Regions from separate parts of the Mus musculus genome. Here region 2 is linked to region 1. The links are chromatin loops, found by intact Hi-C in ENCODE. Cell type or tissue: heart. All regions are shown on one strand. Links, peaks and the distances in the headings refer to the core of each region. The heading gives the core; the rest is flanking DNA. Region 1 holds the start of Gak (cyclin G associated kinase). Region 2 holds the start of Fgfrl1 (fibroblast growth factor receptor-like 1).

The links. Peaks named below come from ENCODE experiments on the same cell type or tissue, not always from the same donor. Only the 100,000 strongest peaks of a DNase experiment are listed, where the experiment ranks them.
Region 2: it touches region 1 in a loop (5-fold over the local background); 2 of 42 quality-filtered maps call a loop at or near these places.

What each region holds. Positions count from the first base shown.
Region 1 is chr5:108,626,668-108,634,441 of GRCm38, forward strand. It overlaps Gak (cyclin G associated kinase), which reads right to left and starts at 3,110. Exons shown (of 28, transcript NM_153569.2): 1 at 2,834-3,110. The coding sequence starts at 2,978. It overlaps Tmem175 (transmembrane protein 175), which reads left to right and starts at 3,143. Exons shown (of 11, transcript NM_001163532.1): 1 at 3,143-3,233. In heart, for the core only: no CTCF peak of the experiment used is centred there; a DNase peak (open chromatin) is centred at 3,114; H3K4me3 peaks cover 2,491 bases; H3K27ac peaks cover 1,729 bases.
Region 2 is chr5:108,688,611-108,696,384 of GRCm38, forward strand. Fgfrl1 (fibroblast growth factor receptor-like 1) reads left to right here and starts at 5,619. Exons shown (of 7, transcript NM_054071.2): 1 at 5,619-5,922; 2 at 6,285-6,508. The coding sequence starts at 6,442. Gm42151 (predicted gene, 42151) reads right to left here and starts at 5,456. Exons shown (of 2, transcript NR_168910.1): 1 at 5,226-5,456. In heart, for the core only: CTCF peaks have their summits at 2,728 and 3,927 (motif pointing right); DNase peaks (open chromatin) are centred at 3,901 and 5,541; H3K4me3 peaks cover 3,088 bases; H3K27ac peaks cover 1,791 bases.

The sequences.
Region 1 (7,774 bases), core at 1,224-6,223:
TCACATTCCAGTATCAAATTAATAATAACTATAAAAACCGTATGACAACTAAGCTTGGTTTATCATACATTCCTGTGACAAAACCTGATATAAACTGATAGAAGCAATGTGCCTACAATGAGGATATTTATTCATTTACTTAGAGACAGAGCAATTTATTTGAGTATAGAGACTTTTCTCGGCCTCTCTGGGACCATCCCATGATATAAGGTCATCTTTGTGAACCAGAAAAGTTCTGAAGTTGTTAAGAGCCTCCCTCATACTCTTGTGAGAGAACATAAATCCCAATGGCCCATGGCCTATGGCTGCTGCTCAGGACTCATTTAAGTAATCTATGCAAAATACTACAGATTCCTTACTGTCTCAATTCAGAAAAAAAAAAGCCTTAAAATATCATATTAAGTATAAAAAGAAGAAGAAGAAAACTATGGCTTACAATTGCACTGATTATTTTTATTCCTGGCTGGGTCAGAGAGCAGGAAAGAACTGCTCTCTGCAGAGACAGTGGCTGCCCATACTTCCTGGTTTTTCATCCTGGTTTAGATGTGGCTTGAGTAAGCTTCCTGCTTTACACAACCTCCCTCTCCTAGCAATTGGAACCACGTCCCACTAGAGATGGCCTCTTGGCCAGGTGGGTACAGCACACAGCCATCTTCTCCTGGCTCCCTATTATAGAGGCAGGCCTTCCAGCTACCCTGGAATTCACACTATTTATTGTACTGCCGCACCCAAGCTGCCTCTTCCTTCTACTAGCTGAATATGTGTCTTATTTTACATTCTATAAGAAAGGAAACCAAGTCCGTCCGTCTCTTCTCTTCCTCTCTTCCCTTCTGGTTTGTGGATTAAACCTAGGGCCTCATACATGTTAAGCCAGTGTTATGCCATTAAACTATAAAATCCCAGCCCTTTTTTACTTTTCAAGACAGCATCTTACTAACTTGCCCAGATTGGCTTTGAATTCTACCTGTAGTCCAGGCAGACCCTGAAGTTGGAATTTACCCGCCTCAAACTCCCAAGAAGCTAGGGTTACAGGCCTGTGCCATCAGTTCAGGGTTGAAGTTTTTGAAAAACTAAGGCAACTTCCTGGTATCTTCAGAATGAACAAGCCGATCTGGCACCATCTTTGTCATTTCGACAGATGAAAGGGAATATCACATATCAGACTGTTAGTGGAGGTCCTAAACTCATCTCTGGCGGGAAAAGCACCACAGGTCTTCTACTAAAATCACATCCAAATCTATGCACAATCGCAGTGGAGAATAAGCATGACAAGCTACTATCAAAACATCACCTCTGCGTTTCCATAGTAAAGAAAGAATGTTAAACAAGTTCCCTGCTCCTACCAATCACAATTGTCATGGACAACCTTAACAAGATGACTCTCCAATCCTGAGAGCTACTTCAGACCTGAGTCAGGCCACTCTTCTCCCTGAACCTGAGATCTGGCATACTCCTAGATACTGATGAACAAAATAAACAAATTAATAATAATAATAATAATAAAAAGGCACAGTGAGTGCCTGAAGAAGATTTATTCTCTTGCAGAGGAGAAGAGCAACACTGGATTCCTAGCAACCATACAGAGGTTAACGACTGTCTCTAACTACATTTCCAGGGGATCCAATGTCCTCTTCTGGTCTCAGCAGGCAGTACACATAGATACTGTCCAGTGATGGAGGCAGGCAAAACACCAGTTTTTTAAAAAAGTAAATCTTAAAAAAAAAAAAATCATAAAAGAGAAAACACGATTCCATCACACAAGCTGACTACAGAGCCTGTGTGAGGAAGCTACAAACTCAGACTGACCTCAAGACACAGAACTATGGAACTGTCTATCAAACAAGGTTCTTTTTGTTTGTTTGTTTTTCGAGACAGGGTTTCTCTGTATTGCCCTGGCTGTCCTGGAACTCTCTCTGTAGACCAGGCTGGACTTGAACTCAGAAATCCGCCTGCCTCTGCCTCCCCAGTGCTGGGATTAAAGGCGGGTGCCACCACGCCCGGCTCAAGCAAGGTTCTTAAAGGTTACAGCTACGGGCTCTGTTTCCTGTACCTTATACGAGGTCACTACAGAAAAAACTCAATAGGTGAGGCACTTAGGCTATAAAAGAAAACAAGACTGTAGGGCCCCAGTCTATCCTCTACCTCATCAAGCAAGGGAAGACTCTACAGGCCCCAGAACTCAGCAGCACAAACACTGCCATCTCAAGACAGTCCTCGGGATGCAACAACAACGCTGGATATGATACAATGAATAACAGCTTATGACCCCAGAGTGACTGTGCTCACCTTCTGACCTGACTCCACCTTTGAATCTTTCTGTATATGCCCCAGATACAGCTTTGACCCTAAGCAGAGGTGGTCCTTCCAGACCCAAGCCTCCTTTACTGGATAACCACCTGCTAGCATGACCCTTGTACTACTAACTCTACCCACCAGGAAGTAAGTGTGCAACCCGAAGCAGTCTATCCTCTGCAATCACCACCAAAGGCCTTAACCCACAAGCCCCTGTGGTCTCTCTTCCTGGCAAGACCCTTCTCCGACCTGATTCACACCCCAGCAGTGGCCCTTCATAGCGATGGCCTGATTTACATCCCAGCAGTGTCTTTTCCCGCAGACCCTGCCCGGAGAGATGACTCCCTGCGGCCCTGATCTGACCCACACCTCAGTCGTGACTCTCTAGGTCTCAGACTTGATTCACACCCTGGACACGATCCTCCTTGCTGCCCCTGCTTAAAGCGGTGACCGTCACGCGCCCTGACTCGAACCACACCCCAGCAGCGACCCTCCTGGGCTGCTCCTGCCTCCCGCGGCCTGGCGACGCCTTACGCCTCACCCTCGGCCAGGACCCGCCGCACCCGCAGACGCAGCTCGCCCAGCTCCACTGTCTGCCCCACGAAGTCACTCTGATCACGGCCCGCAGCTCCGCCAAGAGAACCAGGGCCCGCCAGGAAGTCCAGCGCAGACTGCAGCAGCGACATGGCGTCGGCCGCTCCGCGGCAGCGGGAGCCAGGCTCCAGCTCCGCACTGCCGGGTTAGCAGCTGCGGGCGAACAACCCGGCCATCTTCCGCCCGCGCCGTGACGTAAATCAGAGAGCGAGTTGCGTCCCGACGCTGCGGCCCCGCCCTGACGCAGCAGGCGGAAGGGCGCGTGTTTCTGCAGAGCCAGCAGCAGCAGCAGGCGCAGGCGCAGAGGGTGCGATCCTACGGACCTCAAGCTCCTAGGAGGCACGGAGGTAGGGCTGTCGCCATCTGACCCTAACCTCATCTGGTTGCTTCCGCTGGCCCAGGTCCAGCCTAGGTGGCTAGAGCGTCGCGGGACGTTGGGCGCGCGCTGCGGACCGCCCCAGAGCCCGCCGCTCGCGCCTGACGCCTCAAGGTAAAGCGAGGCCTGGAGCCCACCCTAAGTGTCCCTAATGCCCGGTTTAGGAGAGGAGGGTATCTTGCAGACAAGCAGCCAGCCTATGAGCCACAGACACTTATGTTTTGGTCCACACAGGTTTGGGGGAGGATGAACTAGTTGCTAGAATTAAGACCGAAAAACGTAGTTTTAAAAGGGGGCGGGAGAAAGCTTCACAACGTGTATACAAAAGTCACCTGGCAGCACTGGACGCAGAATCCCGTGTGATGTCAAACACTTAGAGCTGTCCATCTCAGGTGAGGCAAAGTCATGGGATTCCCCACTCGTCTCTGTACCTCCGAGGTTTCTGAAGCCATATGAAGTTGCAGAGCCTTGGGTAGAGTTTGTGCTTTTGGACTGAAAAATGGATCCTTAAGCCCAAATCAACATCTTAACTGTCCCAGGATTGTATGCTATTAAATACGCCTTGGGGGGGGGGGGGGCGCTACCTGCTCTTTAAAAAGTCAAGTAGAAAAGAAATGAAAGATTATCATTAGTATACAGTGAGGTACGTGGTAGGTGAGACAGTAGTTTCCTAGAAATGGTGAAGTGGAAGCTTTGGATAACACCTGGAGGAATAAAGAACTGATGAAGTAGAGATGGTACCTGTAGGTAACTGAGGAGATTTGTGAAGAAGAGTGTGGGAGCTGAAAGGGCAGTGTGGTGTTAACATGATCTTAGATGGGAGACTTGAGCAGCCTAAAGCCAATGGGAAAGAGTGAAGTCTTTCCAGTATAGTGGAGAGGAGTACTGTCTCAGAATAGTAGGACAGTCAAGTCACATCCAGATAGAGGATATGTAGTGTTGGTATAGAAATGGCACCTTTCTATAAGAGAATCACTTATAAGATGCAGGGAGGAGGAAGTAGCTACGGCTTGCAGTTGCAGGTAACTTTATGTTATTACTGGAATGAAGTTGAAGGGATTTTTTATTTTTTGGTGGCTTCAGATCTCATTATTTAGAAGGAAAATAAATCTGAAAGCAAAAGGAAAAAGTAGGGAATTGGAGGCTTGGTAGCCTTCAAGAGACCTAAAACATCATGAGAAACATCATGAACAATTCACTACAGCGTATAGTGAAACTTGACACCATAAACTCTTGCTGGCATGACCTAGGACAAGTGGAAATTTCTAAATCATGTAATTATAGATCAATTTTATGGCATTGTAGTAGATGCCATTCCAAGACCATTTTAACTGGAACTGCATCTTGTGGTCTCTCGTGATCCCACCTCATGTATGAACACATACAGATTTAAAACTGAATCCGTGCTCTTCCTCCACCAACACATTCTCTTGTGGTAGTAAAAGATATTGCCCAAGAGTAAGTTATTTTATAATGATGAAGGGGTGAAATCATAAAAAGAGTGCATCAGGGCTGAAGAGATGGCTCGGTGGTTTAGAGCTCTTGTGCTTGCAGAGTGCTGGGGTTCAATTCCCAGCATCCACATGGCGGCTCACAACCACTTATAACTCCAGTTCCAGGGGATTCAGCGCCCTCTTTAAACTTCTGTAGGCAGTAAGTATGCATGTGGTGCACATAGGTATATGCAGGCAAAAGTCATACACACAAAAAAAAATTTAGTTTAAAACAAAAAAAAAAGATGTATCAACTATAAACATGATTAAAGCCAAATTTATAAAGTGTGTTAACTGAGAAGCTAATAGACCCAAAAGGAGAGAGACAAATTGGAAGTTGAGATAGTTGGAGATTGTTTTCTCAATGAGTGATAAGTATCCAGAAAATCACAGAGTATATAGAGGACTTAAATAGCCCTGTCAGTCATCTTGAATTAATGAACATTTATAGAGCAATTCCTATTAATGCACAGAATTAGTATTAATTAGCAGATACACATATTTTCCAAGTGTGTAAAGAATTACTAACCTAGAACATCTGGGCAATGAAACAAGCATGTTATCTGATCACAATGAATTTAACTAGAAATTAGCAGTGTGAAAAATGTTTCTGAATGGAAAAGGATAGTATCCTTTTATGTGTCAAAGAAGAAATCAAAGGTAGTAGTTTTGTACGAGCTGAAAATAAAAATATAGAATTTCAAAATAATGGGGTAGTATTAAGTCATTAGTAGGAAATTGATCACATTTAGTGACTTTAGTGTTCATCTTTTAAAAAATCAGAAAAATGAAATGCAAAGTAATTTAAGGAAGATTAAATACCAAAGAGCAGTGGAACAAACAATAAATAATCAATGAAACAAGAACTGATTTTTTGAGTCAGTAAAACTTAGAAGTCACTGGCCAAATTGAGTAAGAAAAAGAAAAATTACTGAGATCACAAATAAGGGAAATGTCTATTGAAAGGATGACCAAAGGCTGTTGTGAACATTTTCCCAGTGAATTCAACTTAGTTAAACGAATGAATTCATTGGAAATACAAACTAAGCTTTCTCAAGAAGTAGGTAACTTAAACAATTCTAAGCCTGTTAAAGCTTTCACTTTCTAGATTAAAATCACTCAAAGGATTTCAGACTTACATGGCTCTACTAGGAATCCACTAAACATTTAAGGAAAAAAATGTGTTTTTAAAAATCTACATGAATTTATACAGAAAATTGAAGTATTTCTCAACTCCTACCTAACTTGGCAAAAATAATACAAGAAAGCAACAAACTAATATTTTTCATAAAGGTACATATTTTTAAAAATTTATTTATTTATTTATTATATGTAAATATACTGTAGCTGTCTTCAGACACTCCAGAAGAGGGAGTCAGATCTCATTACGGATAGTTGTGAGCCACCATGTGGTTGCTGGGATTCGAACTCAGGACCTTTGGAAGAGCAGTCAGTGCTCTTAACTGCTGAGCCATCTCACCAGCCCATAAAGATACATTTTAAAAAATCGTTTTAAAAATGTGTTAGCAAAATAAGGCTGGTAAAGTTTGACCATTCTTAATCCAAAATCCAAAACTTTTTTTAAAAAAGATTTATTCATTTATTTTATGTATGTGAGTACACTGTTACTCTCTTCAGACACACCAGAAGAGGGCATCGGATTCCATTACAGATGGCTGTGAGCCACCATGTGGTTGCTGGGAATTGAACCCAGGGCCCCTGGAAGGCAGTCAGTGCTCTTAACCACTGAGCCATCAATCCAGCCAATCCAAAACTTTTTAAGTGCCAACAATGGTTGGTGCTCAAAGAGTTTCAGGCTTTTTACTTTGGGATTGAAAATGTCCAGCCAAGCTGGGCAGTGGTGGCACACGCCTTTAATCCCAGCACTTGGGAGGCAGAGGCAGGCGGATATCTGAGTTTGAGGCCAGTCTGGTCTACAGAGTGAATTCCAGGACAGCCAGGGCTGCACGGAGAAACCTTGTCTTGAAAAACAAAACAAAAAAAGAAAGAAAATGTCCAGCCAATAAAATGTCCATTTCCCCAATTTTTTTTGACATATGAAATACTGTTTCTAGGCATCTCAAATGAAGGATATCTAGTTTCTCTCTATATAAAATAATACATCATAACTGGTTGAGGTTTATCTGTGGAATGCAAACTTGACTTTGTATTTAAATTTTGACCAAGGTAATTTATGCATACTAAAAAGTGAAGAACAAAACAAGATAGCCTGGCATAGTGAGGCACACCTTTAATAATAGGCCTTGGGAAGTAGAGCCAGGTGGATCTCTGCTAATTCAAGGCCAGCCTGATATATAGTGAGTTCCAGGGCAGCCAGGGCTACAGTGGTTAACGAAAAAGCATTTGACAAAACCCAGTATCCATTCCTGATTTAAAACAACAACTAAGCAGGGGCTGGAGGGATGGCTCAGAAGTTAAGGGCACTTGGTGCTGTGCCAGAGCACCAGAAGTAGCCCACAGCCATCTGGACCTCCAGTTTCAGAGGATCAGATGCTCAGCTCTGGCATCTGTGGGCACTGCACATGTGTGTGCACACAATTCAAAAATTTTTAAAATACTAAAAAAAAGGGCTGGTGAGATGGCTCAGTGGGTAAGAGCACCCGACTGCTCTTCCGAAGGTCCGAAGTTCAAATCCCAGCAACCACATGGTGGCTCACAACCACCCGTAATGAGATCTGATGCCCTCTTCTGGTGTATCTGAAGACAGCTACAGTGTACTTACATATAATAAATAAATAAATCTAAAAAAAAAAAAAAAAAAAAAAACTAAAAAAAAAAAAAAAAAAAAAGCAAAACCAGGAATAAACGGAAGCATTTTCAACATACTTGGGTCATCTTTGAAAATGTTACAGTTGTTATCATACATAACATAACCTAATATTTTACCCCTGGGATCAGTAAGCCAAGGGTGGTCTTATTCTATTCAACATTGTATCGGAAACAGTAAACAGTGTAACAATAAGGCAGCCATATTGGAAAGGAATAACTAAAATGCATA
Region 2 (7,774 bases), core at 1,286-6,285, 62 kb after region 1:
TCCATCCTCTGGGCCCCATCAGCCCGTGGCCATATCATGATGCAAAACACATTTAACCCAACTTCCCAAAGTTTTTTTTTTTTTGTTTTGTTTTGTTTTTTTTAAATATCTAATACTGTTAACCCAGAGTCTCTTCTGAAATGCAAAACAATTTCAAAATCAAAAAGTAATGTTATATACACATATGTATGTATATATGTATGTATGTGCCAACTACAAGGATATAATATACATTACCATCCCAAAGGGGAAGAATGGGGTATAGTGGGAAAATGCTGGACCAAAGTAAGGCTGAACCCTAGTAAGGAAAACTAAGTCCTGTAGACTTTAGTTTTTTTATTTTTTTATTTAAATTTTTTTTTTTTTTTTTTTTTTTTTTTTTTTTTTGGTTTTTCGAGACAAGGGTTTCTCTGTGTAGCCCTGGCTGTCCTGGAACTCACTTTGTAGACCAGGCTGGCCTCAAACTCAGAAATCTGCCTGCCTCTGCCTCCCCAGTGCTGGGATTAAAGGCGTGCGCCACCACACCCGGCTAGATTTTAGTTTTAAAGGGCTTAGATTTCTCAGCTTCTCTGACTTTGCTGCTGCAACATACATCTCTCTTTTGGGGATGGTTCCAAATCCTGCCTGTAACTCTTCTTGACAGATGCCTCATGGCTTAGCATCTCTCACATTCTGGGGTTTCCATAGCAACCCAGCTTCACTGTCACAGCCTCATGCAGTGGCCTCTCAGGGCTTTCAGAGGACTCCCAAACACTGCCTGGCCTCAGTCGGGAATAAAGCTGCTGTGGACACCTGTGCATGTGCCTTCATTTCTGTTGGTCGTGGGTCTGGGAGTATGATGGCTACAGCATATATTAGATAGAACCCATGAGGCATTTCCACAATGGTGGTGTCACATTACACACTCAGCTAGCACGAGTGTCAGCCATGTTATATTTGCTGCTGTGATGGATCTTTCTATCGTGATCTTCTATCTCGACAGGCACATACAAGGCATGGTGGACGCAGAAGTGTCCATACAGCTCGCCTTGTCCTTTACAAATATTGAATGTTCTGCTTCCTCCCTCCAATCTTATCTCTCGCTCTTCTCTGTTTTCGATGTAGGGTCTCACCGTGTAGCCTAAGTTGGCCTCAAACTCATAATCCTCTTGCCTCAGCAAGGCATCACAGGTGTGTCCCACCACTTCCTTGGATATTCCCTGTGATTCTGCACTCAGCAAGGATCACAGGTGGACTGAACAGGAGCATCTGGTTCCTGATTTTAGGGAAAATTAGTTATCTTTCAGTTATGTGTGAGGCTGATTATAGGTTTTTTGGGTTTTAGGGGTTTTTTTTGTGTGTGTGTGTGTGTGTGTGACCTATTTATCTATTTATTTATTTATTTTTACATTTTTATTTATGTTGGTAGCTACCTTTTGCCAAGCTAAGGAAATGCTCTTCTGTCCCTAGTCAGAGGACAGTCCATTCTAGGAGTCAGGAAGGGGTGCTGAGCCTGTCTTGTGCTTTTCTGTGTCACCGTGGCCATCACCTTGCCTTTTGCTTTTTGGAGGCAAAGTCAGTTTTGAAGCTGGAGAGAGGTCTTCCCCGCCCCTGCCCCCAAAATCTGGACATTTTATGCATTTTATTGCAGGTGTTTAGAATATTTATATTTACTATCATTATAGATAAAATTGGGTGTATATCTGACATCTTGTTGTCTTCTATTTTCTCATTTGTTCTTTCTTCTCTGGGATGATTTTTCTCACCTTTGCCCCTGTGTTACTCCATTATATGAAATTGTCTGATGGTTTAGAGAATTTAGACTAAACTTGCGTTTTAAGATGGGTTTTTTTTTTATAAAGTACTTCATTTAGAATTTGAAGATTTATTTATTTATTTATTTATTTATTTATTTATTATATGTAAGTACACTGTAGCTGTCCTCAGATACTCCAGAAGAGGGAGTCAGATCTCATTACAGATGGTTGTGAGCCACCATGTGGTTGCTGGGATTTGAACTCCTGACCTTCGGAAGAGCAGTCGGGTGCTCTTACCCACTGAGCCATCTCACCAGCCCAGATGGGGTATTTCTATATTGCCCAGACCCCAGTCTGAACTCTGATTCCCCAGCCATTCTTTTGGTGTAGACACTGGAGTTGTTAGGACAAGAATGACATCAAACTCTGCTTCCTGCTAAGCCTTTTAGCCTGTTTGCAGTCTAGCTTCAATTCATATTACTTCATAAGCAGAAAATAATTACATTCTATTTCCATTGTCTGCAGAGTTTGTGCTATTGCGATTGCATGTTTTAAATTTTCATATGTGTGGGGTATGGTCACTCCACCCAGCCATCTTCCTGTGCTTTCTTTGCACAGTTCTGTTGCATTCAAGCCCAGCAACCCTTGCTTTGACAATTATCCACCATCTTAATTTCAAGAGCTTAATTCCATACATAGAAATTAGATTTGTGGGGCTGGAGAGATGGCTCAGTGGTTAAGAGCACTGACTGCTCTTTCAGAGGTCCTGAGTTCAATTCCCAGCAACCACATGGTGGCTCACAACCATCTGTAATGGGATCCGATGCCCTCTTCTGGTATGTCTGATGACAGCTACAGTGTACTCATAGACATAAAATAAATAAATACTTAAAAAAAAAAACGAAATTAGATTTGTAGTTGCAAGATATTTTTCTCCCATGATTGTATTCAACGTCTCCATTTTCTTTGTAGCACCCCATCTTCCATACTCACAGGCTCCCTCTACAGTCCAGGTTGTCCTATGTAACTCATGAACCCTCAGCCTCAGTCTCCTGAGTACTGGGGTGACTGGCCACTCCTGGCTTTCTGCAACAGAAATAATCACCGAAAACATGTGATGTTTCTACTTTCTAAGTCTGCTACCTGTTGCTTCTGTCCACCTTCCCCATCTGAGCTATAACTCCACATTTCTTTTCCTGGACATCTGGAATTATGCTGAATATTTCTATTTCTGCACATGCTTCTGGGATATGGCTGGGTCACTTGGAAGCTGGGGGATCCTCTGGGTCTCATTTTCACACATCATCAGGAAGGGGCAGAACTACTTGGTCTGGGTGAGTCTCCCCCACTTCAACTGAGGAAAGCTTATTTTTAGATTCTAGCAACTGCACTTGAACTTCGGGGTCTGACTTGGGCTGTGGACACTGTCTGACTGAACGCAGTGTTTCCTGTTCTAGAATTTTCCACGCTTGTTTTCTCTGTCCTTTCTGGAGGCCCTCGGTGCTGGATGGGGTTCTCTTCTTAAGTCTCTGGAAATCAGTGGATTTTTGTCCTCTTGCCCTCTAACTTGCATCTCACCTGGGCTCTGCCTTGGGCTGTTGAGGACAGTTGTTGGCAGCCATCTCCCGAGAAGTGCCTGTCTCATGTCTTCAGTGGCTTCCACACATATTTGTCACTGTTAATTATTTCAGGTGAGAGTACAAATCTAATCCTTACTACAGTTCAGTTTTCTGCAGGTCTCTTTAGCGGCATATGCACTTTTCAGCCTCTGCAGCTGATCCTGAGCTATCCTCAGTACGGTTGATTGTCTACCTTGTTCAGCCGCACTTCCAGACCATCACAGAGCCTGGTCTTACCAGGGCTCAGAGAATGAGGATCACAGAGAATTAGGAACCGCAGAGTTTACCTCTGCTGGCAGATGCTGCAAACAAACTTGTGATGCTCTGGAGTGGGATTGTCGAATGGACAGGGAATGGCCAACGGCCTAGGTTTCACTTTTAAAGGGGCAGGGCTTGCAACTCCGGTTTCGGGTTCCAAAGAGCAGTGAGGCGAGCCTAGCCAGGTTCCAAAGCTGCGCAGCGGTTTCCGGACAGCAGGAGTGGATACCCTGTGAGCACCGGGCAGGACGTGGAGGGGCGGGGCGGGGCTGGGGTGGTAAATTCCCTCCATAGCTGCCTAACCTATCACCTCCGCCAGGGGGCAGCGTGTTCTTTCACCGGGCAGGGGTAAGGAGTGGAGAACCTGGGCAGGTGGGCCACAGGGAACAGGTGCGGGGGCTGGGGGCTGGGGGCTGGGGGGGGGGGGGCGGCGGTCTCTTCAGCAGGGAACATATAAGGTGAAGGAGGCTGGAGGTGGTGACCAGGGGTTTAGGGCCTAGTGGCCAGGCAGAAGGGAAGCATAGAGTAGTGTTTCTCCCTTCCTGGCACACCTGTACTGACACACCTGTCTTTGAACAAGCCTCACTCACCTGTGGTCTCTGCACCTTCCCGTCTAACTTCAATCCATTGCCTACCTTTTTCTGCCCATTGGGCTCATTTGCTTTTAACCTCCCCACACTACAGAGCCACCTCCACACACAACTGCTCTTGGTTGGCAGCAACACAATGTTGTTGCACTACATGCTTCGGTGGCATCTCCTCACAAAACTTTCTGTGGAGCCAGGACCTACTCAGACTAGTCAGGACCCACTCTGTCTGTTTTAAATGCTTTCTGTGACCCCAGTACTAGCCCAAATTCTCTGGTAGCCCAGAGAAAGTTCCATGGGCTGCTTCTGAGACACAGCGTTGCAGTTGAGATGGGTACTTGGACCTTCATGCAGAGGAGACAAGGTTCACCTCCATTTGCCCACACTAGCCCAGAAACAGAATTTGGGGCTAGGAACACTAGGCTATTCCTCGGTTTCATTTTTCTCTGACAGGCTTCCGGAAAGAGGGGGTGCTTCTTAGCTTAGAGAAGAAAAGTTGTTTGGATCAGGGTCCTTGAAAGCGGAGCTTAGGAGTGGTCTCTTGGGAGGCACTACCGGGGCGTCAAAAATTATGGGATTTATGTTGAGAAAACTGGCAAGACTCATGTTTTGATGAATTTTGGCTCTGGTGAGTGAGGGTAGGCAGGAAGCTGTCTGGAGAGATCGCGGGGGATGGATCAGGATGCTGCTGAAGGGAGCTAGTGAGGTTTGGGAAACTCACCAGTCTTTCTGTTTGATGGGTGCAGGGGTACAGCAAGACACTTGCTAAGTAGCAAAGACAAAAGGGTGTGTTGATTACTATCACAAAGCAGGTGAGGTGCAGAGAAGTATCCAGGTGGGCTGTAGGACCCTCTCAGCCTTCCTAAGGTCCTAGGTACAACTAGATGCTCAAGTCAGGGCTTCGTTGGACTCCAGCACTGGAGATCTGCGCCATCTCCCCCCCCCCCCCCGCACCTTACCCCCCCACCCCCACCCCCCCACCCCCCGCCCTCAAACCAGAGCAGCACAGCGGCCTCTCTACTCACAAAAGCTCGAAGGTTCCGTTCAGCTCCCTTCCTCCTGTTTAAAGCCGGGAGTAGAGACAGTGCAGTAACGGCCAGCTCTGGGGGCCAGGGGCCTAGCTGGTGCAGATACCGAGTGGGCTCCGCGGCCATCAGCTGGTCTTCAGGCTAGCGGGACCGCGCGTTCCCAGAGCCCAGGGGCGGGGGCGCGGCGAGGCAGGGCCGACTGGGCGCGCTCCGGGGAGCCGCCAGCCTGAAGGGCAGAAGCACTGCGAGGGTTAAGCAGCGAGCCTGGCGGGCACGTGTGCGGATTGGAGCAAAGTTTCGGGGAGGGGCGGGGAACGGGGCGGACTGGGGCTCGCAGATTGGCCGGAAGTTGTGCGGGGCGGAGCTCAGGGCTGCTCCGCGCTCGCTCCGGGAGAGTTGACAAAGCCCCGCAGGGAAGGACGCCTCGCGGCGCGGCGCCCCGGGCCCCTCGCCCCGCCGCCCCTCTTCCCCGCCCTCGCCAAGCCTCGCCGTTTATCCGCGCGGACAGCGCGCCCCGCGCCCCAGCCCGGCCCCAGCCGCCAGCGCCCAGGTAGCGCCGCCCCGCCCAGGCCGGGCCCGGGGGCGCGGGGGGCGGGATGCGGCGCCCGGGGCAGCGATGACCGCGTCGCGCTGCTCAGGGGCCCGGCTCTGACCCCGTTGCCTGCTGCGCGCCCCCGCGCTGATCCCTGTCGAGGTGAGCCGGGCTGTACGTCCGCGACCCCCGGAGGGAGGGCTGGAATGGGTTAGAGTGCGGGGCGCGAAGGGCAGGGCCGCGATCACTGTGCGGGGCGGGAGCCGGGCTCGCGCCGTAGCTGCTCCTGTGGGGCCCGCGGCCCTGCCCCGCGCCCCGCCCCCCCTTGAGCCCCACGTGGGCCCCCCAGCGCAAATTTGTCCGCTAATGGCGCAGGCGATTATCTGCGGGGCCGCTCGGTGTTGTGTGTCCCGCGGGCAGGGCCCGAGTTACAAGCGCCAGGAATCCAGACGGTGTTTGGAAAGGGGGCGGCGGGGGCGGCTGGTAATTAGTGTAAACCCTTTGTCTGCCTTTGATACGCTCAGCGTCTACGCGCCTCGCTTCCTTTGCCTGGAGCTCGGCGCCGAGGGGGGCCGGACCCTGGCTCTGCGGCCGCGACCTGGGTCTTGCGGGCCTGAGCCCTGAGTGGCGTCCAGTCCAGCTCCCAGTGACCGCGCCCCTGCTTCAGGTCCGACCGGCGAGATGACGCGGAGCCCCGCGCTGCTGCTGCTGCTATTGGGGGCCCTCCCGTCGGCTGAGGCGGCGCGAGGTGAGTCCTGGCGCCCAGTCTGGCGCTTTGGCCTCTGCAGCGCCGCCCCTTTCCCACCAGCCCTGAACTCTGCCACACAGTGCCCGCCTGGCACACTCCTCCCCTCCCTGTCTGCTCCATCGCAGCAGATCCTCCCCCCAACCCCCATCCTTAACCTGAAGTACTGTCGGTTTTACATGCCTCTACCTCACTCTTGGGGTTACCTAGTCACAATCAGATACCCCCAGCTCACCCTCTTTGGCTGACACCTCATGTAAAGGGCCCCAGAATCATTTGACTGTTGGCCTTGCCTAGGTCCTTTCCAGGACAGCCTCATAATCTTGCATAAACACACTTTCAGGTGCATATCTAGATGGAGAGCAGGTGGTTGTCACCCCTCCCCCAGATTCTTGGGGAGTGGACTCTTTGTGGGAGCAGAAAACCTAATTGGGTCCCTGGGAACTTGCAGAGACTCACACAGTGCCTAGCTGAATATAGAGAACATTGGTGATATCTTGGTGATTGGAGCTCGCTCTGATCCAGCCCTCAGCTGACCCAGCTCTGGACCCTTGGCTTGCTTATCAATTACAGGTAGCATAGTCTACCATCTGGGAGTCCCCAGAGCACAGAACATCACTACAGTAAAGGTGGAAGATCTTAGACCACAGGGTCACACACTATGTTGTTGCAGGATACACCACACTATGGCTTGGCTACATCACTCGTCTTCTGGGGAGCTCTGCCCTAGACCTAGCCCTGGCAGAGGGCACCCAGAGCTGATGGGTGATACATGCCCGTAGATTTTTGGCCACTGTGTTCCAGTGTCACGGGGCACAGTGCTGGGCTCCCCTATGGTTAGGCAGGACTGATGGCCAGGCGGGCCCTTTGGGTGTGTTGGCCACTCAGGACTGTCCTTGCTCTGTCCACCAGTCCTCTGAGGCTTCGCATCTCCTCCCCCCGCCACTAGCGCGGGCGCACTGAGCCCAACCTGGCCTTATATGGCCACGTTTGGTGTTGGGCGGCGGGTGGCGGCCCAGGTGGGCCTTATGCCACTATAACCCCCCTTCTTCTGCTTGGGGACTGGCTGGCTGGAGGGTGGGGGCTGTCCAGGCACAGCTGGGCTGGACAGTGTCCTGGGCATGTAGGCACTTGGGCCATGCTGGGTGAGTTGTCTCTTCACCCTCCCCCCCCCCCCAACTGGTGGCCCAGTCTATGATTGGTCTTTTATCTGTTTGGATACACCCCATCCCTGCACCTGCCTCTTCTTTGGCTGCTCAGCAAAGGAGG